2 separate regions of the Homo sapiens genome follow, and region 2 is linked to region 1. Evidence: chromatin loops called from intact Hi-C (ENCODE). Cell type or tissue: IMR-90. All regions are shown on one strand. Each heading gives the region's core, and the rest is flanking DNA. Links, peaks and the distances in the headings are about the cores only.

Evidence for each region. Peaks named below come from ENCODE experiments on the same cell type or tissue, not always from the same donor. Only the 100,000 strongest peaks of a DNase experiment are listed, where the experiment ranks them.
Region 2: a loop joins it to region 1, with 5 times the contacts of the local background. A loop is called at or near these places in 1 of 110 quality-filtered maps.

What each region holds. Positions count from the first base shown.
Region 1 is chr12:106,512,322-106,525,310 of GRCh38, forward strand. The region is part of intron 1 of LOC100287944 (a long non-coding RNA gene); the gene reads right to left. Among named protein-coding and RNA genes, the nearest start is that of RFX4, 64 kb to the right of the region's middle. In IMR-90, for the core only: no CTCF peak of the experiment used is centred there; a DNase peak (open chromatin) is centred at 7,410; H3K27ac peaks cover 615 bases.
Region 2 is chr12:107,098,010-107,110,998 of GRCh38, forward strand. LOC124903009 (a long non-coding RNA gene) reads left to right here. Exons shown (of 2, transcript XR_007063445.1): 2 at 699-853. Among named protein-coding and RNA genes, the nearest start is that of CRY1, 11 kb to the left of the region's middle. In IMR-90, for the core only: a CTCF peak has its summit at 6,906 (motif pointing left); no DNase peak of the experiment used is centred there; H3K27me3 peaks cover 1,883 bases.

The DNA.
Region 1 (12,989 bases), core at 2,683-10,682:
TAAAGAGTTTATTTAAACTTTATTTAAAGAGTTGTTTATAAATAATTAGATTTTCTTTTCCAGTAATGATAGAGTAACCTTTTACAGACCACCCTCAAAGCACTTTTTTCCCTCCAGTCTTTTGCGAGGCTGGAAGTGGCACAGGATGAGGCTGAAAAGCCACACCAAAGCCATTGAAGAGGCTGTGACCCTGACATGAGCTTTGACAGAATCAAAGGGCTGGGGAGACAAGACTGTGGGCACAAAATTGCCCAGATGCCAGGATCAGAGAGGTCAAGATCCCATATAGAAAGGAAGTACATTGAAGTGAGCTCAGCTTCTTCACAACTCTTCTGGATTTGCCAGCTCCAGCTAATAAAATGTGAAATCACTGACTGGGTGGATTTAAACGACAGAGATGTATTTTCTCACATTTCAAGAGGCTCAAAAGTCCAAGACAAAAGATGTGCACAGGGTTAGGTCTAGTGGGCCTCTCTTCCTGGCTGCTTGTGGCCACCTTCTCACTGCAGCCTCACGTGGCCTTTCCTTGGCACACAATAAGGGAGCATGTGAGTGAGCTCAGGTGTCACTTTTTAGGATGCCAGTCCTGTTGGATCAGGGTCCCACTCATATGTCTTCATTCAACCTTAATTATTCTCTTAAGGGCCCTATCTCCAAATGGGATCATGCTGCGGGCTAGGGCTGCAACATGTGAATTTGGGGACACACAGTTCAGTCCATCATACCCCTGAAGACATTTGCCAATTCATAACAGCACGGATGGAACTTGGCAGTATCTATTAAAGCTAAACATACTCAGCAATTCCATTCCTAGGTGTGGGCCAGCAGAAATATGAGTGTGTTATCAGTATGTGTGTACAAAAATGTTTCTAGCAGCATTATTTATAGTAGCCCAGGTTGTAAATAATCCCTGCCTATTAACAACAGAATAAATTGTGGGATGGTCATTGATATGGCTTGGCTGTTATGCCCCACCCAAATCTCATCTCGAATTGGAATCCGCACGTGTCAAGGGAGGGATGTGTAACCCCCACGTGTTGAGGGAAGGAAGTGATTGGATTATGGGGGCGGTTTCCCCAATGCTGTTCTCGTGATAGTGAGTGAATTCTCACGAGATCTGATGGTTTTATAAATGGTAATTTTTTTCTTTGCTCTCCCACTCTCTCTCTTGCCTGCTCCGTGTTAAGACTCGTCTTCTTCCCCTTCTACCATGATTTTAAGTTTCCTGAGGACTCCACAGGCATGCAGAACTGTGAGTCAATTAAACCTCTTTCCTTTGTAAATTACCCAGTCTTGAGTAGTATCTTTATAGCAGTGTGAGAATGGATGAATACAGTGATACAATGGAATACTATACAGCAATGAAAAATGAGCTGCTGCTACCTATAATATCATAGGTAATCTCACAAATATAATATAGGGCAAAACAATTTAAGCCCAGATGGGGTGTGGTGGCTCATGCCTGTAATCCCAGCACTTTGGGAGGCCAGAGGTGGGTGGATCACCTGACGTCAGGAGTTCAAGACCAGCCTGACGAACATGGTGAAACCCTGTCTCTACTAAAAATACAAACATTAGCCAGGAATGGTGGTGGGCACCTGTAGTCCCAGCTACTCGGGAGGCTGAGGCAAGAGAATTGCTTGAACCTGGGAGGCGAAAGTTGCAGTGAGCTGAGATTGCGCCACTGCACTCCAGCCTGGGCGACAGAGTGAGACTCCGTCTCAAAAAAAAGTAAATAAATAAAGTTAATCCCAAAAGAAACATATCAATTCCTTTAAAGCTCAAAAATAGGCAAAATTAAGATATAATATGAACAGTCATAAGATTTCCCTGTGCAGAGTGGGGTGGCTAATGGCTAAGAGGTGCAAGAGTGGGGCTTCTAGGATGCTGGTAATATTTTTTTGACCTGAGTGCTGATTACATGGGTGTGTTCATTTTATGAAAATGCATTAAGCCATATTCACTGAGGACTTTTTACCTTTCTGAATGTACATCATTGTTTAATAAGTTTTTTTAATCTTTACCAGGTGACTTAAGAGTTTAAGAATACAAGCTCTAAACCTGTGTTTCAGTCTCTTCACATAATAGATATGTCACTCCAAATATAACATATTGTGTTCTTTTAGTTTTCCCATCTTCAAAATAGGGAATATAATAGTACCAACACCTGGGGCTATTTTTAAGATTAAATGAGATAACGCATCTAAAGGGCTTACCACAGTGCCTGGCACAAAAGAGGTGTTCACAAATGTTTGTTATTGCCTTCATTGATGATAACCAGTAATCATATCATACACCTTATTAACAGCACTGCCAGGACTGGCAGTGTACAACTGTACAACTTCATCAGGCAAGGGTTAGGAAAGGCAAACCCTGAGTTTCCTTTCGAAGAGAGTTTGGAAACTAGGACCAAGTGCAGAACCCATAGGATTTTGCAAAAGCGATTTGTGAAAGCTGCCCTGTTTAACAATGATGGGCGGAAGGAAGGTGGTGGACTTAGTGAGCACACTTCCCTGGAACAACCATTTTAGCACTGACATCAAAGTGAGGCCTGTCGTCGGCGCGGGAGTCCCAGAATGGTTTCATGAAACCCACAGAACGTTCTCAAAATGCTTCCATGTGGTGAGAGTCAAGTAAAGGATTGAAAAAAACACAGAAGTCCTTGATTGGGTGCTACATAATGGGATAGTTTTCAGCTGCTTCAGAGCATTTTGGCTAACACCTTTATTTGCAGTAATGAACCACATGAGGGTGAGCACATTAGGGCTGGTGGCTGGGCCCATCCGTTCTCCGCCGTCTGAGTAATAGAGGAGCCAGTTTCGGAGAGACCTGTAAATAATTCCATTGTGAAACGGATGATCAGAAAAGTGACTGTAAAAGTAGCACCTCTTTACCATCCATATTTACTCCATATGTGTCTTGAAAACAGTTTATTTCATTTGTTGACCAAAAGTTGATTTTTACTACTTCAGCCCACAGGGCCAAGATTAGTGGGAAATTAATGCCAAGCTTTAAAAAGGCAGTTTTAAATGGGGGGAAAAAGTAGTAGCAATCTAGAAGTATATAGATTACTAATGCCAAGCTACCAGTTTGAGTTTTAGAAAGAGGCTTCAGAAGCAGTGAAGAGATTTGCTTCAGCAAATCAGTCTTGATCAGGATGTCACGGCAGAAAATCTCAGCACAACCAGACACTCACATTTTTACTCACAAGTCTAACATCTCACACCATGCTCAAAGTATTTTTCAAGGTCAGGTAATAGCTCTCGTTCCATGCATAATAAATTTTAAGTCTGGCTAACTCCCAGTCATCCACATTAATGGAGGCAAGGTGTGATGTGAATCAATTAAAACATGATGAATTCAACATCTTTTGTATTGGATGCTGGGATGAAGTTTGCAGGCACATTTTTAATATAGCTTGCATGGTGGTTTGGTGAGTTTGCTGTACTTCAAATAGTGACTCCTAGGAACACTGTATTTGAAGAAAGTGGAATAATAATGTCTTTTCTGGCTAAGTAATGACAGATCTTTGGAGTGGGGGGGGTGGTTAGCCACACTCAACTGGGATGCCTCTAGGCCACTAGTATTCAAAGTTTGGTCGCTGAACCAGCAACATCAGCATCACCTGGAAACTTGATAGAAATGCACATTCTCAGGCCCCTCCCCAAACCTGCTCAGAAAATCTGCTGGAGAGGCTCAGCAATCTGGGTCTGGAGGTTTCCGCTTTCTCCCTCTAGCTTCCTCTCCACTCCCTGCTACTCCCATAAAGATATCCCACTTCAAAGGGGGCCTAAGTGAGTGCTTGGAAGGCCACGGTTTCTCTTCCTATCTCAACTGGTCATGTCAGTCTGCTGTCCAAGTCCTTGAAGGGATGGGACAGCATCGCCTCTCCCACAGCAAAGCCCTGAAGTCAGCAGAGACGCTCTGGGTGCTGCACAGCTTCCTTGGCACCTGCAGGGGTGGTTTGGTGCTGGGATTTTTCAGCTCTCTTTGCAGGGGTGTCCAACCTTTGGCTTCCCTGAGCCACATTGAAAGAATTGTCTTGGGCCACATATAAAATAAACTAAGGATATCTGATGAGCTTTAAAAAAAAAAAATCACAGCTCGGCGCAGTGGCTCACGCCTGTAATCCCAGCACTTTGGGAGGCCAAGGCGGGCGGATCACAAGGTTGGGAGTTCAAGACCAGCCTGACCAACATGGCGAAACCCCATCTCTACTAAAAATACAAAACTTAGCCGGGCATGGCGGCACGTGCCTGTAATCCTAGCTACTCAGGAGGCTGAGGCAGGAGAATCTCTTGAACCCAGGAGGTGGAGGTTGTAGTGAGCTGATATTGGGCCACTGCACTCCAGCCTGGGTGACAAAGCAAGACTCCATCTCAAAAAAAAAAAAAAATCTCATAACGTTTTGAGAAAGTTTATGAATTTGTGTTGGGCTACATGTGGCCCATGGGCTGCCGGTTGGACAAGCTTGCTTTAGAGTATGACCAGCCTTAGGGCTGCTGTCCTAAAAATGAGTTGGCAGTGGTATTATCAACAAAGAAGGAGCCAAGGTGCTTCCACTAATAAGCTGAGTCTCAACTTTCTAATCTGTTCAGTGGGTATATAATACCTCCCCACCTAATGACCTATGCGGGCTTACACAGGAGTAAGAATAGTACTTACCCCATAGGTTTGCTGTGATTAATAAATGAGTTAATTCAAGTGAGGCACTTAGAACAGGGCCTACCCCATGCTACACACTTGATAGAGATTCGCTTTTCTTTCTTTGTATGTGTAAACTTCAAACTAGGCCAGTTTCTCAAGCTTGGCACTACTCACATTTGGGGCTGGCTAATTCTCTGTTGTGGGGCTGTCCTGTGCATTGTGGGATGTTCAGCAACATGCCTGGCTGCCACCCACTAGATGCCAGTAATGTACCCTAATCATGACAATTAAAAATGTCTCCAGACATCGCCCAACATTCCCTGCCGGGAAAAATCACCCCCAGTTTAGAACCACTGAACTAGACAATGTGTATGAAAGTGTTTTAAATTCCAGAGCAATTGAGAACAGTCTCAGCAAATCTTTTGCAGCTTTGTCCTCAGGAAACTGATAGCCAATCTGCTTCTGGATAATTGAGGGACTGTATTAACAAATGTGAACATGAATGCAAACCCTTGTTTTTTCTTCATGTATCAGTTGTCATGGCATCAGATCAAGCTGCTGTCAATCATTTGTTGGTCATTAAGTTAAATAAGTTTCATTCCTGTTGTACACTGTACTTTTATAGATCTGTTGGTAATGTTATAGTCATAAAAATAAGATCAATCATAATCTCCGTTGTCATTCACATTTGCCCCCAGCTTGATTTTGTCCTAGATCTAGCCTATTTTTGGTTTTTGTCAAGGACATATGCTGATTTTCATCATTTACTCAATCACCCCTCAGCCTTGCATCTGCCCGCCTGCCATGTGGCAGGGACTGTTCAGCTCCCAGTTCACCCCAACGCTGAAAATTCTGCCTTGAATGGCCCTGTGGGAGCAAATGGGCTTGAAAGTCCTAGGGAGGGCCCTCTTCCACACAAGCTAAAGTCCTGCTTGCATTTTAATATGACAGCAATAGGGCTGGGTCCCCAGCACAGAAATCTCAGCATCGACAACTCTCTTTGTGAGTTACGGGTAGGTTTCCTTCATCGTTACTCTGGGTCTTGCATGTCCCAAGGATGTCTATAATCTGTCAGGACCTGAAATATGGAAACATCGGTCCAGACAATGAAACAGGAGGCTGTTTGTGATTTACTACCTGCTCTGCCTGCAGGGAGAGTTATTCTAATTACCTTATTCAGTGTCAGATGTTACAAAAATCCAGGAGTAAATATTTATAGAGATTATGAGACAGGCACAGTTCTGATAGTACAGATGTCATAGGACTTTTTCATTTAAATAAAGTCAGAGATGGCAAATACACATATATGTGCTCCCATTCTCGGTGGCTCCCTAATCTAGCTCATGCCAGTCTATTGTGCTAAACCTGAATTTGATCTCAGACTCTTGAACACCAAGCTCTGACAGCCACAACCCATCAGCTGCGAGTCAGGAGCATGCTGTGGTCGAGAGCAAGAACTCTGCGATCAAATCGACTGCCTTCAAATCCTACCTCCACAACCTACTGACTTCTATGATCTCTGGCAGATTATTTTGCCTCAGTTTCCTGTCTGTAAAAATGAGGTAATCGTACCTACTGGCCCAGTATGGTGGCTCATGCCTGTAATCCCAGCACTTTGGGAGGCCAAGGTAAGAGGATCACTTGGACCCAGGAGTTCAAGATCAGCCTGAGCAACATAGCAAGACCCTTCATCTACAAATTTTTTTTTTTTTTTTTTGAGACAGAGTCTTGCTCTGTCACCCAGGCTGGAGTGCAGTGGCACGATCTCGGCTCACTGCAAGCTCTGCCTCCTGGGTTCATGCCATTCTCCTGCCTCAGCCTCCCGAGTAGCTGGGACTACAGGCGCCTGCCACCACGCCCAGCTAATTTTTTGTATTTTTAGTAGAAACAGGGTTTCACCATGTTAGCCTGGATGGTCTCGATCTCCTGACCTCGTGATTGGCCCGCCTCGGCCTCCCAAAGTGCTGGGATTACAGGCGTGAGCCACCGTGCCCGGCCACACATTTTTTGTTTTTTAATTAGCCAGGCATGGTGGTATATGCTTGTTGTACCAGCTCCTCAAGAGGCTGAGGGTGGGAGGATCACTTGAGTCCAGGACTTTGAGGCTGCAGTGAGCTATGATCATGCCACTGCACTCTAGCCTGGGCAATAGAGCAAGACCCTGTCTCCCATAATAATAATAGTACCTACTCATAGGTTAATTGAATCAATCAATTGAGCACATAACAAATGCTCAATAAGTACCAGCTATCATCATGATTACTTGGAAATGGCTTTCTTATGAAACTTAATTTCCATCCCTGTATAGTGGCATTTTTTCCTCTTTTTAGATTAAGTTCAATCCAGCTATGTGATTGGTTACCTAAGTGGGGCAGCCTCTCATGCTAAGGGTAGGGTTTCATCTTTGTTGGAGTAGTAAGTTTAAATTTTTGTTCAAAAATTTATAAATGTTTACTTTTGATTACAATGGAGACTGGGTTAAAGGGTGTGGTTGACTGAAAGTAAAGCCATCTCCACTCTCAGAAACAAAACAGCTTAAAGTATTTACCTAGCACTGAGTTAGGGAGTACAGTCTCATGTGTGAAAGAAATTGAAGACATGCATATGACATTGTTGTTCTTCCCATCCGGCATCCACACTGCCTCATATTACCAGATTTTATATATAATGTCCATATTCAGCTGTGTGCATTGAACACAGCATTAATGCTCCCCGCGTAAGAATCCGATGACCTACATAAGAAGGAATTTGTATATAAAGGAATCTTTGGCTTATGTGCAAAGGAAAAAGTCTCCCCTGGAAAAATGCAGGCCTTACACATTTAGCAGACCCTCGTGTCCACAGAAACAGTCATTGGCAATTAGGCAACTGCCATAAGATCAGAAGCAGGAGCCCGCACATGAAACAGGCGGTGCAGGAAGATCACTGCCTTCTATCTCTTGAGTTACGGGCGGCTGAGGTTGCCTCCCCCTGTGTCCAATCTGCTCTGAGCTTTTCCTGCTGTGGACAGAGGCCCTGGAGACTTTTACACACCCCAGTTTTCATGCGGCTTACTGATCCCTTTTCACGTGAATGAAAAACGCCTTTGATTTTGAATACTCAACGTCTGTTTTGTGTAACACTTTACTGATGTGCCAGAATCATTCTGTACCTTAAAGGGGGTCTTGCACTGGGCTATTAAAATCAGTCCTTCTGTGAAGAGTCACTGTGCTCACTTAAAGGATAACTGCCCTGCCTTTTTAAATGGGGCTCATCTTGTTAGACCTGGATTAGGGAAGAGAGGAGCAAGCCTACCCGCTGTTGAAACCCATCCAAAGCCCATCAATGAGTTGGGTCCAACCACAAGAGAGGCTTCAAAGAAATATTACTATCTGCCAACCAGCTCTTCTTTGGGAACTCTACTTCCTGTCATTAATTCCAGTTAGAATCATGGTAAGCTAATAGAGACCTTGAACCAGTAGGTCTACTTTATTTGTTCAGATGACAGAATGGGTTGTTCCGTTTTCTATGGAGTTCCACATCTCTGGAGAAGTCCAAGGAAAAGTTTTATGACTTATCTGTTCAGTCAGCGCTCTCTGTCTCTTCTAGGAACGGATGCTCTACTAGGTTCTGGGGCTACAGAAATGAGTTAGATGATGTCCCTGCCCTCTGGATGCTCAGAACTGGGAGATAAGATAGAGAAGCTACCAGAGAGAGGAGGCCGCCATTCACCTATGTAACTTTGGCAAATTCAATTACATGCTCAGCATTTAAAAGGTAAAGGAAGGGTAGTATTTAAGGCAGACAATACCACTCCCATCCTTCATCCACACCCCTGCCATAGTTGAGCCCAGGTTGAGTGGAATGTAGTCTTCTGTCTCCTCATGCCTCTCACAATACGAGCATCTCTGCTGCAGTGTGAATCTCTGGAGTTAAAAAGATATGGATAGTTTTTAGTCTTTTTGTACCTTATAGACCCTAAATGGAAAGTACTGTCCCACTGGGTGTTCAACCAAACAAATAGCCACTGTCCCAATGATGAGCTGTTTAAGTTATCTTCAAGGATGATTTTGACTTTATGGGGTTTTCACTTGAAACTATTTAAATGCCTGCTGTAGAAAATAACAGACTAGATTTCTCTATCATACAGGAGGGGAAGCCGCCCGTAGTGTCCTATAGTGGGGGCTCCGGTGCAGGCAGGGCAAGTTTTCCAGAAGAGGTGTCTGCCAGAGCTGACTTTTGAAGAATGAGTGGACATTTGCCAAGGGCAGATGGTCCTGGGTGGGGCTGGAGGTGAGAGCATCAGGAAGTAGAGCTGACAGGACTTTGCAGGCAGTGAGAGAGGAATCAAGGGCACTGTGAAAGTACAGCCTGGACCGCCAAGTGGGTAGTGAACCTCCAAGGCAAGGAGCGAGTGGCAGACACACTACGATGTGTTCTGTGTGGCACATATGGAGTTGGGTGTGTCCAGGACCCCTGAGTTAGTGGCCCATCTGGAAATGAGAGGCAGGGGCTGCCAAGGTAGATTGGGAAGTCATCAGTGATTGTGGGCACAGAATGAATGTCACACACACCCGCTCCAGAGAAGGGAAGAGGGTCGGAATGAACCCTGAGGACCCCAGCATGTGGGGAATGGGCACGGAGAGAGGCACCTTCCAAGAAGTCCAAGTTGGGGCAGCAAAGGAAAGCCAGAAAACAGCAGAGTCCAGAGGCCAAGGGAAGAGGGTTTCTAAGTAGGAAGGAGGTCACAAGTCGGAATGTGAAGAGGACCAGGAAGATGAAGTCTGCAAGTCCAGTGGATCCCACCAGGCTGTGAGAGCTGATTCAAGGGCATGAAGTCAGCAGAGGTTAAAGGCACTAGAGGAGGGAGCAGCAGGAGGCTGTTTAATATGATGCCTTAGCGTTCCTAATTGCCCACTTACTGTCTAACAGAGGCAAACAAACCTAGGAGACACCACTGGACTTTGTGTGGCCTCCAGTGTGCTGGTGTCAGCACCCTTTCCCAGAATTCTCTCCCATCAGCCTGCCTGCAATCCCCACATTGGACTCCGCAGGCAAGTCACCTGGGAGGACCATCCATGAACACCTGATTCCTATCAAGACTAATGTGATTCCCTAACCTGTCTTCTCAGGCCCCTGAGGAAATGGACGAGGATCAGGAGGGCGGGATGAGGGCAGCTAGAGAGAGGCAAAGTGAGCAGACCCCACACCCCACCACCCGCATAATGGAGGCTTTGGGAATTACAGTGAGGGGAGGGTGACAGAAGAACATGCTGTCCTACCCACAACTTGCACAGTTTGGACTTTGACCAACTTGACCAATACTGCTGCAGAAGGAACCTTAAGCTTACTGAGCACGTACTAGGGGCTAATCCCTTTACGTAGAGGATCCCACTACCCAACCCTGCTAGGTTGACGTTATTCTCCTCCATTGTATTCCCTTCTAACCTGATGTGATTGGGAGAAATGTCTTAATACAAAATAATCCCTATGTGTAAGAAATGCAAAATCAATTTTGAGCTAAGCTTGTTATAGGCCCACTGCAGGGTAAAATTTTGTTACTGGGTGATCTATTAATCAATCTGATTATGGAGGATCTAGGGTGTGCATTCATAATCCCATTTTACTCATACCACAGCCCTGTGAGGTAAATATTATCTCAGTTTTGTGAGACTAAGTGATTTGCCCAGTGGTACCCAGTACTAAGTGCCTGAGCCAGACTTGGATCTAAGCCTACTCTACCACCTCTCCTCCTTTGTCAGAAAGCCCTGGAATGTTCTGCAGAATGTGTTCAAGGACCCAAACATGGTACGCCAGCCCATGGCCTCAGTGCTATCCAGGTACTCTTCAAATTCTTCTTCAGCAATGCAGAGTTTAGACCAGAAGCAACCTGTAAATAACGCTGAGTCATCCCTTTTACAGCAGGTCTAGGAAGACAGTCTCGTGTGTGTGTGTGTGTGTGTGTGTGTGTGTTTGTGTGTGTGTCTGTGTGTGTGTGCATGTGTGTTCATGTGTGTCTGTATGGTTTTTTTGGGTGTGTATGTCTGTATGTATGTGTGTGTGTCCATGTATGTGTGTGTTTGTGTGCTTTCATACTCTCCTGGCTGCTGCCAAGAGATTTCCTTGAACCTTGCACCTCCCTGACTTCAGGAGCAGCTTCTAATGATAAACCTTATTGGGACCCAAGTTGGAAGGCCACTGATCCCTCACTGCTGGGGCCACCATCTGGGTTTTATGGCCAAAGCCCATTCTGAGGAGATCTCTTGTATTAGGGATTTATACTTAGATACAGAAATGCCTCAATTTATGAAAACCCCAAACTTCTGAGACCCGGGTGCTGGAGATCCATAATTCCTTCCCATAGCAGGGGGTCCTTTAAATACAGTACTCTACAAAAAATACATGTCATTGTGGACCAACTACAGATAGGCACCAATAAAGTAGCTTAAGTTACTCATAATCTCATCACAAATAACAATTGTTAACATTTCAGTGTAGTCCATGCAGTGGAGTACTGTGCAGCTTTACACAGAAGACAGACAGTCGCAGCCCTACCTAGTAATACTGAAAGCTCTCTAAGTTTCACACTTGGAAGAAAAAAGAGACTTAGGAAATATAAAGTCTCATTTTTGTAAAAAAAAAAAAAAAAGTGATGGGTAGATGGATACATAAGTAGGTAGATATATAAATAGATGATAGACACAGAGAGGTGGGGAGAAAGAAAGAGATTTAGCAAGGTACAAAAATATGTCCGATTGGACAACAAATTGTTAAGAGTGGGATGAGGGAGGGAGAAGAGGAAGGACTTAGGAAAAGAACTTTCCTTGTTTTCTTTTTTGTTCAGTTATGTTTATTTCATGTACTTATTTTTGTATTTTATGACATCACATATGCATTACTTTATAATGTAAAATAATTTATAAAAGTAAAGCAAATTGGCATCCAAAACTTTTCTATATATAGTTATATAAATGCAGGCACACACACATACACACACAGACACACTTTTTCAACCTTAACCACAAAAAATTCCAAATATTTACAAAACTAGAGAGAATGGTATAGTGGACCCTCATCTATCCATCACCCAGTTGCAACGATTATCAACTCATTGCTAGGTTGGTATCCATGACCCCACCTATTTTCTCCTCCTAGAATATTTTGAAACAAATCCCAGGTTTACAAATTCATTTCACCCATAAATATTTCAATATATACCACTAAAGTCACTCTTAAAAAAAAAACCACAATACCATTGTCATAATAACAATTAACAATAGTCTCTTACTGTCATCAAATATCCAGTTTGTATTCAGATTTTCCAATCATCTCATAAATTTTTTTTCCAGATGTTAGAACTGGAATCCAAATAATTAACGTTAATAAATCTTTGAATTCTCTTACAGTCAGCACTGGTCTCTTCTATCTCCCAGGTCCCCATCTCCTTCTTTTATTTGCAATTTATTTCTTGAAGAAACCAGATCCTTTGTCATATAGTTTCCTATAGTTTGTACTTTGCCAGTTGCATTCCTTTAGTAGAGTTCAACATGTTTTTCTGTATTCTGTGTCTTCTGTAAGTCTGCAGTTAGAACTAAAGGCTCGATTGGATCAAGTTTGACTTTTGTGACAAGACTCATTCATAGGGGGTGTCGCCTTCCCACAGGAGGCACGCACGTTTTGTCCCTCTTTTTGTGATGTCAGCAGCCACTCGTGCACAATACTCCATTAATTTAATAGAGTTTGCAAAATGGTGCTATGCTCATTCTATCGTTTCTTCATTTATTAGCTAGGATACACCTGTTTAGAGAAACTTCCTTTCATCAATTATTTGCTTACCCAGAAGTTTATTTCATATAATAAAGGCTGGATACGTGTTTTATTCTTTTCCTTTACTTACCAGTTGTCAAAATAATGAGTTAGTTCCCTAGCATCCTTCAGTGGGAGCCAATGAGTTTGGGGGGGAATTCTTATGAACTCATGGACTAAACATATTGCATTGTCCCAATCCATTGCAGTTATTATTCTTCTGATGATCAGATTACTCCCTCTTTGGCCAAGACAAGCTGTTCAAAATGTCTCCTGAGCCCTTTTGATACAAACTCAGTAACACTTGGAAATTTCCTTGCTTCCAAGTATGACATGATGTTCCAGTCTCCCATTGTACATTTTCTGTCCCAGGCCTGAACCCAACCTTTTCTCTAAATGAGCCTAGTTTGTGTGTGTGTGTGTGTGTGTGTGTGTGTGTGTGTGTGTGTGTGTGTGAAATAATATTTCAAGACCACAATCTAGGTGTTAGGGAAACAGTACTGCTGAGCAGGTAATTGGTTCCAGGCCTTTTTGATGGTTAAAACTAAGATAGATAG
Region 2 (12,989 bases), core at 2,251-10,250, 590 kb after region 1:
AGTTAGAGAGCAGCCTGGGCAACATGGTAACACCCCATATCTACAAAAGATACAAAGAAATTAGCCAGGCCTGGTCCAGCTACTAGGGAGACTGAGGTAGAAGGATTGATGTAGCTGGCAGATGGAGGCTGCAGTGAGCCAAGACCATGCCACTGCACTCCAGCCTGGGTGACAGAGTGAGACCCTGTCAAGAAAAGGAAAGGAAAGGAAAGGAAAGGAAAGGAAAGGAAAGGAAAGGAAAGGAAAGGAAAGGAAGAGGGAGGGAAAAGAAAAGAAAAGGAAAGGAAGAGGGAGGGAAAAGAAAAGAAAAGGAAAGGAAAGAAAAGGGAAGAAAGAAAGAAAGAAAAAGAAGGGGGAGGGAGGGAGGGGAAGGAAGGAAAGAAAGAGAAAGAGAGAGAAGGGGAGAGGGGAAGGGAAGGGAGGGGAGGGGAGGGGGATTAGGGAGGAGAGGGGGAGGGGAGGGGAAGAGGAGAGGAGGGGAGGGAAGGGAAGGGAAACCCTGTGTTCACTGTAAAGTGTTAAGCAAATATGGGTCATTTTTACTGATGAGGATAAGCCTTGGGTCATCACCACACTTAGCCTCCCCTCGCCTATGCAGCAGATCTGGTATACAGAGCTGTGCCTTCACTTGGATTGCTTCATTCTTCAGGGCCCATTATTGTACTTTTTAAAATACAATGTTTTGTGTTTCCTTTTAGGCAATTTGAAAGTAAGCAGATTGTGTCTAAAGACATAAGAATTGTTTTCAAGCATCCAAATGAAACAGTGGGAGGTGCAGAGAATATTGATTTGTATAGAGTTGACTTACGTTTGTGGATTTTTCATTCAATAAAAACAGGTTTTTTTTTTTAAACAGCTGTGTGGGGGTGTGTGTATAACTTTCATTTAAACATAAAATGCTAATTTATTATAAAAGTGTCAGTAGTGTCAACTGCACATTCCTCAAATACTGAAGGGTTTTTATGGCATATAAATGATTTAGGGGAGGAGGGTTACCATTTAATACTAGCTATGGCTTTTGAGCACCTACTATGTGCAAGCTTATTTGTATAGATTATTAATCCTAGTAATCTTAATTATGCAGTTTATTAATATTTAATAATTATTTAATAAGAATCTGTGCCCAGTTTGCTGTTGAAGAAACAGAAACTCAGAAACACAAATACATAGTCAAACCCGTTGAAAAACTAATACTGTTTTTGGATCCAAAACTCTTTCCTTAAAATATACCATCCCTCACTGACACACACACTCCCATTCTTTTCAGAGTGAATATTATGTATAAAGGGGGAAAGAAGAGGTGGAGGCCATTGTTAGGAATCATTTTTGAAATTCTGGTTGGCTCCAACATTGTGGTGGTAAGAGAGTACAGGACTAAGAGGAAGAGAGCAGTTTGTATCTCAGCTTGCCATTAAATTAGTTGATCATCTTGAACAAGTCACCCAGGTTTTCTTGGCCTAATTCATCTATAAAATGAGGGAACTGAACTACATGATTTCTAAGTTTTCTGTGCTATTTTAAAATTCTATGAACGTGACCCTGCTGTGAGCTCAGAAATATATGAGTCCTGTTAAAGGTTCTTTTAACTGCCAACAATGTTAGAAAAATCAATGTATCCTTGATTTCATGAACACTCTTGATAAAAGTGAGTCAGATCTCTAAATCAAAAGCCTGTGTTGTCTCTTGAACCCATCTTGCAGAGGTGATTTTTGGCATCTGTTAATACACAAATAATGAAGGAGTAGACAGTCTGTTCAGCTCGTTCAATCCTGATATGATGTGAATGTTGGCTGAGTATCCTTCACACTGGAGTCTTTGGGGGATTGAATTTAAATGTGTTAAAGGGTGATTTTTTTTTTAAGACAGGGTCTCATTCTGTTGCCAACGCTGGAGTGCAGTAGCATGGTCATAGCTCACTGTAATTATTTTTTAAAGGTAAGTTATGACTTTTTTATGAATATAAAATGAACATGTCAAAAATTTCACTTAACTCACTAATTAATGAAGGAACCCATATGATGTTACAATGGATTAAACGGAGGATCCAAAGAGCAGTTACACAGATAGGCCGTCATGCATTTAAAATGAATTTGCTTAATATATGTGAAACTGACTTCTTCCACAGAGGGGTAGGGGAATGGAGATCAATTGTACTTTCACAGGACAGCATTCATTTGCATGTCCAAGGACAGGATTCATTTGCATTGCTATCAATTATCTGCAATTTACAGAGTTATAAAATAGCTCAAATATAGCAAAAAAAAAAAAAAACTAAAATGATAGGCAGAGAATAACTTGAAGGGTACACTGGTCAAGAGACCTAGTAATCTTTTTCGACTATTTCAAGATCATCCAGAATTTTTTGCTAACTCTTCAGAGAGGTCCTCCATGTCTACCTATTCTTAAAAGGGTCTCTCTCTCTCTCTGTTTTTTTTTGTTTTTTTTTGTTTTTTTTTGTTTTTTTTTTAGACAAGGTCTCTGTCATCCAGGCCACGGAGTGGAGTCGGGTGATCATAGCTCAGGGTCAATGCAGCCTTGACCTCCTAGGCTCAAGTGATCCTCCTATCTCAGCCTTCTGAGTAGCTGGGACCACCACCATGCACCAGCTATTTTTTAACATTTTTTTAGAGATGAGGTCTCCCTGTATTGCCCAGGCTGGTCTCCAGCTCCTGGACTCAAGTGATTCTCTCATCTCAACCTCCCAAAGTGCTGGGATTACAGACATGAAACACTGTGCCTGGCTAAAAAGGGTCCCTTCTTATTCTTTATCATAGTTCTCTATTTACTTTTGTCGTGGCACCAATTATGATCTGTGTTTTTGTTTGTTTGTTTACTTATTTATTCTCAGTCAACCTATGCCTGCTCCAACCCCAAATGCAAACTCCAGGAGGGCAGAGTATTTGTTATATCATTACTACTTGCTACAATGCCTTGTGCTCAACTCTTAATCCATTGTTCTTCTAGAGGCCCTGCTAACACCCAATTGATCACATTTAACACTGCATTTCATCCATATATTAGTTATCAATTTATTGCCTCTCAGCTCCAAATTCATCTTTCATTACTTCCTCTCTGTTAATGGAACCAGGCCCTGTAAGGATTTCATCTTTGCCACTGGCACGATGCTAAACATTCTCAGTAGAGAGCATTGGAGGGAAACTACAGGAGGAAGGGGCTTCTCTTCCTAGTTCCGGTCTTTCTGTTTTCTTTTTCTTGTACTTATTTTGCCACTGACAAAGATGCCTTGGAGAGGGACATGCGGTAGCACTCACTTCTGTCAGGTTTCACTGGCATCTCTGCTGGTGGATCCAGTGAGTCTTGCGGGCATCCCCACAGTTGGCTACCCAGCCTCAGTCCACCTGCATTCTGGGAAGGTGTTTCCTATGGCCACTCCCATCCATGTTTTCTGCCCTCTGGCCTCTACCTGGTGAATGTAGACCCCACCTGAGCTCAGGGAAACGCAGCCAACTTCTTCATTATCCAGTGGCTACAGCAATACATTCTCCAATGAGATCCGAGTCCCACCCTTAGAGAGGATTCCCTGCACTCCCACTTCCAAGTTTGTCCTTTGTTGGGTATTCTCCCTCAGTACTTTTGAATATTCTTTAGAATTCCCCCTACACTTTTTAAATCAATCATCTGTTATAATTGATCATTCTATTTATTAAATATTTCCTGTTTGATTTACTGTGTGGTTTCTGTGTCTGATTGGACACTGATTGATATAGTCCATGAACTGACCTAGTCCACCAGAATGTACTTGTGAACAGTTCTCTTGTTCTTACCCTTTTTCTTGACCAGGTACTTTTAGAAAGTGTAAATAGTTACAAATGTGGCAATATGATATTGTGAAATATTAGCCAATGTTTTTTCCCCACAGATCTTTTTCTGTCCTGTGACCATCCCCATGCAGGTCATTGGATGGGAGTCTTTTCACCTCAGAGGGGCAGAACTAGAGGACAAAGGTAGTCCAGCATTTTTTTGTTCTAAATTCAAGAGCCTTGGTCCGGATGTAAATCAGAAAAGATTTGCTGCTTCCCACTCCTTCTCATAACACTGTATAAAAATCCTCCAGGCTGGGGTGGAATATGAGGGCAAGGAAAATAAGATTAAAATTATCTATCTTAACTAAAGTAAGAACAAAATATCTCATCTGCCTTTATCTAGGATTAGCTCCAGATGTCTAGATAAGTTTAGGGTGATCTGAGGGTAGAGGAGATTTGTGCCAGCTTCCCATCTGAAATCTGGAGGCTGAGTCTCATGGAAATTCCATGCCACTTTGCTATGGCTCAGCACAGTAAGCCTGTATGGGATGCCACTGGGCCTCAGAAGCCTGCAGGCTAAGAGAACAGGTGGACTTTTCTAGACTTTTCCTCATCTTTAGAGGGCCACAAAAATTACCTGAAAGACAAAACCAGATAACTAAGGGGTTATGCCAAGGGGACAGCATGGTACAAGGTGTCACAAGAGGTTGTGGCCAAAGACCAGATGGGGACATGGGCATCTCAACACATGCCAGCCTGGAGAGATAACATTTGAAGACCAGACAGGATCATACATTCAGCAAATGACAGTGTAGACAGGTAAGGAATGTCAGCCAGATCAATACCCTTCCTTTGTAAGGATGTAATGTTCCTTAAGCATCTGGGGACAGAGATGCTATCCTGAAGAGAAGCAGGAGACATCTCCTTAGATGTTTTTCAGAATTGATTGAATTTCAACGTGAAATGATCTAGAATTGACTAGCCCAGTTTTCAACCAGTGAGCAGACTGAGACTTTAAAATAGTTTAACTCTAGTTTAGCTCTAGAAAAATGAAGGCAGGCTGGGCACGGTGGCTCATACCTGTAATCTCAGCACTTTGGGAGGCCGAGGCAGGCAGATCACCGGAGGTCAGGAGATCGAGACCAGCTTGGCCAACATGGCAAAACCCCATCTCTATTAAAAATACAAAAATTAGCCAGGTATGGTGGTGCGTGCAGGTGGTCCCAACTACACGGGAGGCTGAGGCAGGAGAATCGCTTGAATCCAGGAAGTGGAGATTGCAGTGGCTGAGATCATGCCACTGCACTCCAACCTGGGTGACAGAATGAGACTCCATCTTAAAAAAAAAAAAAAAAGTGAAGGCATCTGATTTACAGACTGAAAAATATAGTAGTTGCTACTAAATCCAGCCAAATGTTGTAGAAACTCCAAAGACCTGCACAAGCTATCTGGCACTGCGATCTGGCCTGCCTCTGCATCCTCTTCGCGGCCCATCCATCTCTCTGGCTTCTACTCTTCCCACTCTCTTCTTACTCACTCCTTGCTCTTCCTCAAGCAGGCCAGCAATGCTCCCTCTGGCCTTGCTACTTCCTCTGCCTGGAATGTTCTTTCCCAAGACATTCTCATGCCTCCCTCCCTCATTGCCCTCAGGTGTCTGCCCCAGTATCACCTCCTTAGGGTGGTCTTCTTACCTGTCCACTGCATCTACACCCCTCATCCTTCTCTATTCCCTTTATCCCCTTGATTTTTCTTTACAGCACTCACCAGTATTTGATATTATGTTATATATTTGTTTGGTTACATGTGTCTCTCCCCACTGGAGTATTTATATTTGTTGATATTTATGTAAGTGAATATTTATTAAGTGAATGAATTGTTATTCACAATATTTATTATATTATTTATTTATTATTAATTAATTATTGTTAATAAATATTTATTTATTAAGTGAATGGTTAAATGTCCAAAATTCTCTAAATAATCTCCAAGATAAATTGAATCCTTACTATATGCCAGACACAGAACTACTCTATTAGGTACTTTGCTAAGTACCTTAGATAACATTACTTAATTTTTACAACAGCCCCTATGAGATAGATATTACTACTGCCATCTTATGATGAGAAAACTGAGGTCCAGAGTGGTTAAGTTCTCATAACTTGTCTTTGAAGCTAAAAGAGGCAGGATACAAAGCCAGGCTCTCCCAACTCCAGAGGCTGTGGGTTGCCCAGCATACTCTACTGCCTCCATTGCACTGGTATTTAGGTGCTTTTATATAGGTGCAAACCAAGGGCTATCAGAGCATGGGGGAAGGCAGAATAATTCTGGTTAAGACAAACCTGGGAAGGCCTTCTGTAGAAAGTAGCACTTATACTAGGCAAATTTAAAACATATTTTTTTTTGTTTAAAAAAAAGGAACAAAAAAGAAAGGATTCCAAAGGAGTAGATGGTTGTGCAACTTACGGCAATATATTTATTAAAAATGTTCATGTGGTGAAGTCGATATATGTAAGAAAAAGGTTGTCAAGTATAAATAGAAGATCTAATGAACAATGACAGTTACCTGGAGGGGTATTTTTTATAACTGCAATATCAACAGAGCCTGCTGGTAGGAAGCAGGGAAGAAATGGAAAGAAAGAACAGAGAGATGGCACTGAATCGTGCTGTGCATTACTCAGAGCTATCAAAGTGCTTCTATGGTGCTTAGCTCCGTGGTACTTGGGCATTTAGTGGGGACAAAACCAGCCACTCTTGGGGTTGTTGTATTGAGATGGTAATACTTGGAAGAGGGGTCAGGGTAGAGAAGTGGATTTAGTAGTTGCTTCGTGTATCAACCAAAGCCACACACACACACACACACACACACACACACACACACACACACACACAAACTGGTAGGAGCTCTTTGAAGAAAGAAAAACCCTCTGTCCTCAAAGCTAGATTTTTGTGTAAGAATAGTTAGTGGACAAGACCAATAGGCAAATTTAGAGAAGGCAAGGTACACATAAATGCTGATAGCGAGAACAGGCACTGCCCAGTCCACTACTTCCCTGGCCCACACCTCTCAGAGTCCCACGACAGCCAAGAAGTTGTCTGGTGACAGCCAAGAAGTTGTCTGGTGCTGGTGATGCCACCTGGAGGCTAGTGCAAGAAGTACAAGAAATTCCAGAAAAATCTATACAATACTTCAGCAAAGATGCACAATTAAAACAATAACGCTGATGGAAACATTTGGTTGGAACGAACCACTTAAAATGTACACAACTTAACCACAGTACTCACAAAAATAACAATCTTAGTAAAATGACAGCACAATTAAAAAGACAAGTTCTCATTAAAGAAACATAAAGCTTTACTTTTTAAAAGTGTTGCTAGCTTGATGCAAAGCGTATAAGAACAAGTTGAGCCTATTGATTTATGGAGATAAGAATGTAATAAACAAAAGTTGAGCATGACTCCACCTATGGCCAAATCAAGACAGGAGACAAACATGGGATGAGTCATGAGTATCCGGCACAGTATGGTTTTCCTCCGTGGCTTGCTGTGTTCATCTCTGCGGATCTACTTTGCCATTCACTGTTGTTTCTTAGTGGAATAAAACATTAATGTACTGGGTAAAATTGCATATGAATCATCAAAGCTTTTGCCTTTCACTGACATCATTTCTGTATTAACCAATAATCTATAAGCTAATTTGCATAACATAAATATCTTTTGTAGTAGAAGAGCCTGTAAGTCACTTTCCCTCCACAGGGCTCAAGAGGATCCTGACCTCCTGAGCATTCAGCATCCAACCCCCACCAGTCCCTTCACCTGCCCGCCCCCCCACACCATTTCCTCCAGTCTTTGCAACTTAAACAAGCTCATGATCACTCCTGTTTAACTGATGTGAATCTCAGTCTCCAAATCCTGATGTTGAGAAAATTTATTTTCTAAAAATCAACTTAATTTTTCATGCCATGCCCCTAGTCTGCCAGGCTGGTAAGAAACTGACCTCAGTCATTTTTTTGAGTTTCCCTTTTACTTCCTGGGAGTCATCAGACTATGCGGCCCCATGCAGTACCCACATTTTGGGGGCCCTCCGTCTGTTCCTACTGGCCTCTGCACAGATGGCCACTCTCCTATATGGTCATTTCAGATCTGGGTGGCTATCTGCTGATTTTGTGTGTTAGTTACAGAATCATGGTTCATTTTGTTCTTGCTGCTGGGATCTCTCCCTCACCTGGCCATGTTGCTGCCTCCCTAGTCCACCCCCTGCCTCTCTGAGCCTTGCCATTTCTTTGGGACACTGCCACCAAGAGATGTCTGGGACTCCTACTCCTCCTCCATTGCTGGGGACAGCTCTCCTTAATCTCTGGTAATCTGGATACCACTTCTTGCATCTCTGAGACACTTTACTCTTTACTTCTGCCTTCACTTCCTCACCTCCTTCCTATCAGTTAACAATCTTTGGGTTGTAAGCTACAGAAAATGCATCTCAAACTGACTTAAAAGAAAGTATATTGGCTCAAATGACTGCAAATCTAGAAGTGGGGCTTGTTTCAGGCTGCGATTGATTTGGCCAGTCAAATTTTTTTATAGCAATATATTCCTATGTTCCAGGCCATGTTCTGGGCACTGGGGATACAGTGGTGTGCAGGTGGATTCTCTGGCCCCCAGTCAAATTACCATATGGTGCAGAGACAAGCTGCCTCTTCCAAGCCCTGCCCAAATTGCATATTTATGAGCAAATCAGTGATTGTTGCTGTTTTAAGCCACGCAATTTTGGAGTAGCTTGTTACACAGCAATGTTATGTGAACACCACCTGTGAGTATAGGGACAATGGAATTTTCCCTGTTCTTTTGGGAAGTTTGATGTTTGAGTCCGAGAAATAAACTGACAATAGTCAGATTAATAGGAGGAAAGACATACAAACTTATCAATATGCACATGGACATGGGAGTCCTGCAATTATAAGACTCCAAGAAGGCCATATGACTGCAGTTTTTATACCAGACAGAAGGAAAGAGGGGCTTGGAACATGGTGACAGGTTATGGAAGGGTGAGGGGAGGAAAGGCATGGTGAGCAAAAGCTGTCCTGGGATGCAGGTAAAGCCTCCCAGGTCGCAGCCCTAAGAAAGAATAGATGGCACCCTGTGGAAAGTTTCTGTAAAAGTGTCAGACCTCTAAAAGGGTCAGACTTTTAGCCTCCGTTTCCTGAGTGTTAATCTTTCCTGGATCCAGATAAGGGGACTTCAGAGAACACCTCTACATTGCTGTTTTCATCACTAAGGTAGATATCCTCCACAGATGCAAATCTCCCCTACAAAGGACAGCTTTCCAGAGCCATTCTTGCCTCTGCAGCCCTGCTGAACAGCCATCTTGAATATGCCAAAGATGCATATTTTAGGGTGGCATATTTTGGTTTCCCACATGAGCCCAAAAGAAATCCTAGTATTTATCAATAAATATAAGATTAATGCTAATGAAACACTTTTTATCAAGAATAAGGAAAGGTATATACTTTGAAATTAGATAATAATAACAACAAGAGTATTTCCCCTGCTCTAAATCACATTGAACAACCTTCCGCAGGTTCCTCACCCTCTGGCTTCCACATAGGTTTGGCCCCCGGGAGGCACTGGCATTAGACTGGAAGGCAGGAGGAGAGAAATCAGGGTTTACCTCCACCCACTGCCCTCAGTGCCACAGCTATTTCAGTGACATCATTTCTGGCAGCGGCTGTGATTCCTCTATGGTTCTGAGGAAGAAAGATAAATTTTGGGGTCTCCAAATCACTAAACTAAAAGGGAAAGGTCAAGCTGGGAACTGTTTAGGGCAAACCTGCCTCCCATTCTATTCAAAGTCATTCGTCTGCTCACTGAGATAAATGCATATCTGATTGCCTCATTTGGAGAGGTTGATCAGAAACTCAAAAGAATGCAACCATTTGTCTCTTATCTGCCTATGACCTGGAAGCCCCCTCCCCTCTTCGAGTTGCCCCACTTTTCCAGACTGAACCAATGTATATCTTACACATATTGCTTGATGTCTCATGTCTCCCTAAAATGTATAAAACCAAGCTGTGCCCCTACCACCTTGGGCACATGTCAGGACCTCCAGAGGCTGTGTCACAGGCGTGTGTCCTCAACCTTGGCAAAATAAACTTTCTAAATTATCTGAGACCTGTCTCAGGTTTTTTAGGTTCACAGTTCTATTACCTGCTGGACAGCCCCTCTCTCAGGGGTACCAGTTCCTGCCTAGTCAAGACAATTGGCTGTGACAAGACCATTTCGTTCTTTTGTTCCTCCAGGCCTAAGGATGGGAGCCACTTTCTGCTGTTGATGATCTCTGGGTTGTCTCACTAAACTGCTGGGCTTCTTTGTTCTTCCAACACTAGTTTTCTTTGTTATTTTTCCTTTGTTTGAAAGACTTAACAAGGTTCCTATTTCCTAGCTTGACCGTGATTGATTCAATCACTAACATTTATTGTGTATTCTAGGATCAATCCTATTAGAAAGCTACTATTAGCATCTCCATTTTCCAGATGAGGCAGCTAAGGCACAGAGAGATTAACCTATCTAAGATCCCACGTTTATATTCAGTGCTACTCACATCTACAAACAATGAAGTACCATTATAAATTAGTATTATTTATTATTATTTTGGTGGGGGTGGGGTCTTGCTCTGTTGCCCAAGCTGAAATGCAGTAGCACAATCATAGCTCACTGCAGCCTCAACCTCCTGGGCTCAAGTGATCCTCCCACATCAGCCTCCCAAGTAGCTGGGATCACAGCTGTGTGCCACCACACCTGGCTAATTTATTTTTTAGACATGGGATCTCACTATGTTGCCCAGGCTGGTCTCGAGCTACTGGGCTCAAGTGATCCTCCCACCTCAGCCTCCCAAAGTGCTGGAATTATAGGTATGAGCCACCACACTCAGCCTAGAAATTATTTTTTTTAAATTAAAGTTGAAAAAACATAGTATTCACTGTCAGGGGACACAAAGGGGACTTCTCGGGTGCTGGAGTCTTCTGACCTGGGGGTGGTTACATGGGAGTGCTCACATTGTGAACATTCATCAAACTGTGCATTTAGGATTTGGACACTTTTCCATATGTTAGATTTCAATAAAGAGTTTACTGTTCATATGTGTCAATTTTGAAAGCTTCAGAAATCTTCATTTAACTCTTCATTAAACTTGGTTTTCTCAAACACTGACTTTCAAGATACACTATTTCTTTTTTTAATTTTGAAGATTAGAGTTCTGATTTCAATTCAATTCTACGTTACAGTTTTTGTAGATCAGTTACGTGACAGACACGTGCTAGGAGTTCGGACTCTAACAGTAAACACAAACATAGCCCACGCCCTAGTGGATGGAGCCCAGTGGGGAAGACAACACTGAAAGCGAATTGTAACCTGGATGTAGGTCCTACCCAGAAGAAAGATCATAGGAATACAGGAGGTTATAAAAAAAGGAGTTAGTCCAAGCCTAAGCGGAACTGAAACTAAGACTTGAAGGTTAAAGGTAAGGGGAGGGGGGACTGGCACAAGAAACAAGGGTAAAATCCAGCAAGCAGAGAGAGCAGGAAGTGAAAGGCCATTGAGGAGTAGGGAGCAAAGTGGGAGATGGTAGAAGGGAAGGCTCGTGGCACAGCAGTCAGATAAAGCAGGCCCACACAGGCTGTGATTCAGAAATAAATTTTCCAGTAGAAAAACACTATCATTGGTTACCAATGGCTCTCAGGCCTGCCTGCAGAGAAGTACTAGGAAATGAAATCTACATTCAGGGATTCTCCTGGGGACATCAGGGTGTCAGAAATACTTTTTTTTTTTTTTTTTTTGAGATGGAGTCTTGCTCTGTCGCCCAGGCTGGAGTGCAGTGGCGCGATCTTGGCTCACTGCAAGCTCCACCTCCCAGGTTCATGCCACTCTACTGCCTCAGCCTCCCAAGTAGAAATATATATATTTTTTTGTTTTTAATGTAGCAGTGAGATGAGATCCTACCAAAATCCCTTACCACCACCACCACCACTACACTAGGGGCAGAGGTGACAGCAAATTGAGGATACAGGGGGAGGCAAGGGCTTATGGAGCAGGGAATCCACGTTTGGGTTATGATTACTATTGTCAGAGGTGTTTGAACCAGAATGACTCCGTCTTAAATAGGGGCTGGGTAAAATAAGGCTGAGACCTACTGGGCTGCATTCCCAGGAGGTTAAGACATTCTTAGTCACAAGATGAGACAGGAGGTCGACACAAGATACAGGTCATAAAGACCTTGCTGATAAAACAGGTTTCAGTAAAGAAGACGGCCAAATCCCACCAAAACCAAGATGTTGATGAAAGTGACCTCTGGTCGTCCTCACTGCTCATTATACGCTAATTATAATGCATCAGCATGCTAAAAGACTCCCACCATCGCCATGACAGTTTACAAATGCCATGGCAACGTCATGAAGTTACCGTACATGGTCTAAAAGGGGGAGGAACCCTCAGTTCTGGGAATTGTCCACCCATTTCCCAGAAAACTCATGAATAATCCACCCTTGTTTCGTGTATAATCAAGAATTAACAGTAAGTATAAGCAGCTGGGCAGCCAATGCCGCTGCTCTGTCTATGGAGTAGCTACTCTTTTGTTTCTTTACTTTCTTAATAAAGTTGCTTTCACTTTACTCTGTGGACTTGCACTGAATTCTTTCTCGTGCAAGAGCCAAGAACCCTCTCTTGGGATCTGGATTGGGATACCTTTCCAGTAACACAATCATGTCTCTGCTCCTAAGCATAAACTCAATACACTGCCAGCTCCTTTCCTCTCTCATTACACACAGATGAACACCATCTTCCCCTTGTACCTGGGGAATACTTTCCAATTCCTGCTTTAAACAGAATGAAGTCTCACAGAGTTCCTTGGACTTCAGCCCTTCCTTGAAGCAAACCCATGTCATCAGTAAGACTTTAAGATTGTACAGATAGCAAACAAAGACAAAAATATGAGGATATGCTCCATTCATCCAAGCAGTAAAAAGATTAACTGAATCCAATTAAAGTGGTGAAGCAGTATGGGGGACGGGGTGGGTTGCAGACTCAAATAGAAACAAAGAATTAGATAATGATGTAGCTTAAGCCCAGAAGGTGGGTTCACAAAACCCACCATTTTTACTGGAAAGGTTTGTACTTGAAGTCTCCAGTTAAAGTAAGTGACTAATTTTTCAAAAGGCCAAATGCATCCATTTTTGA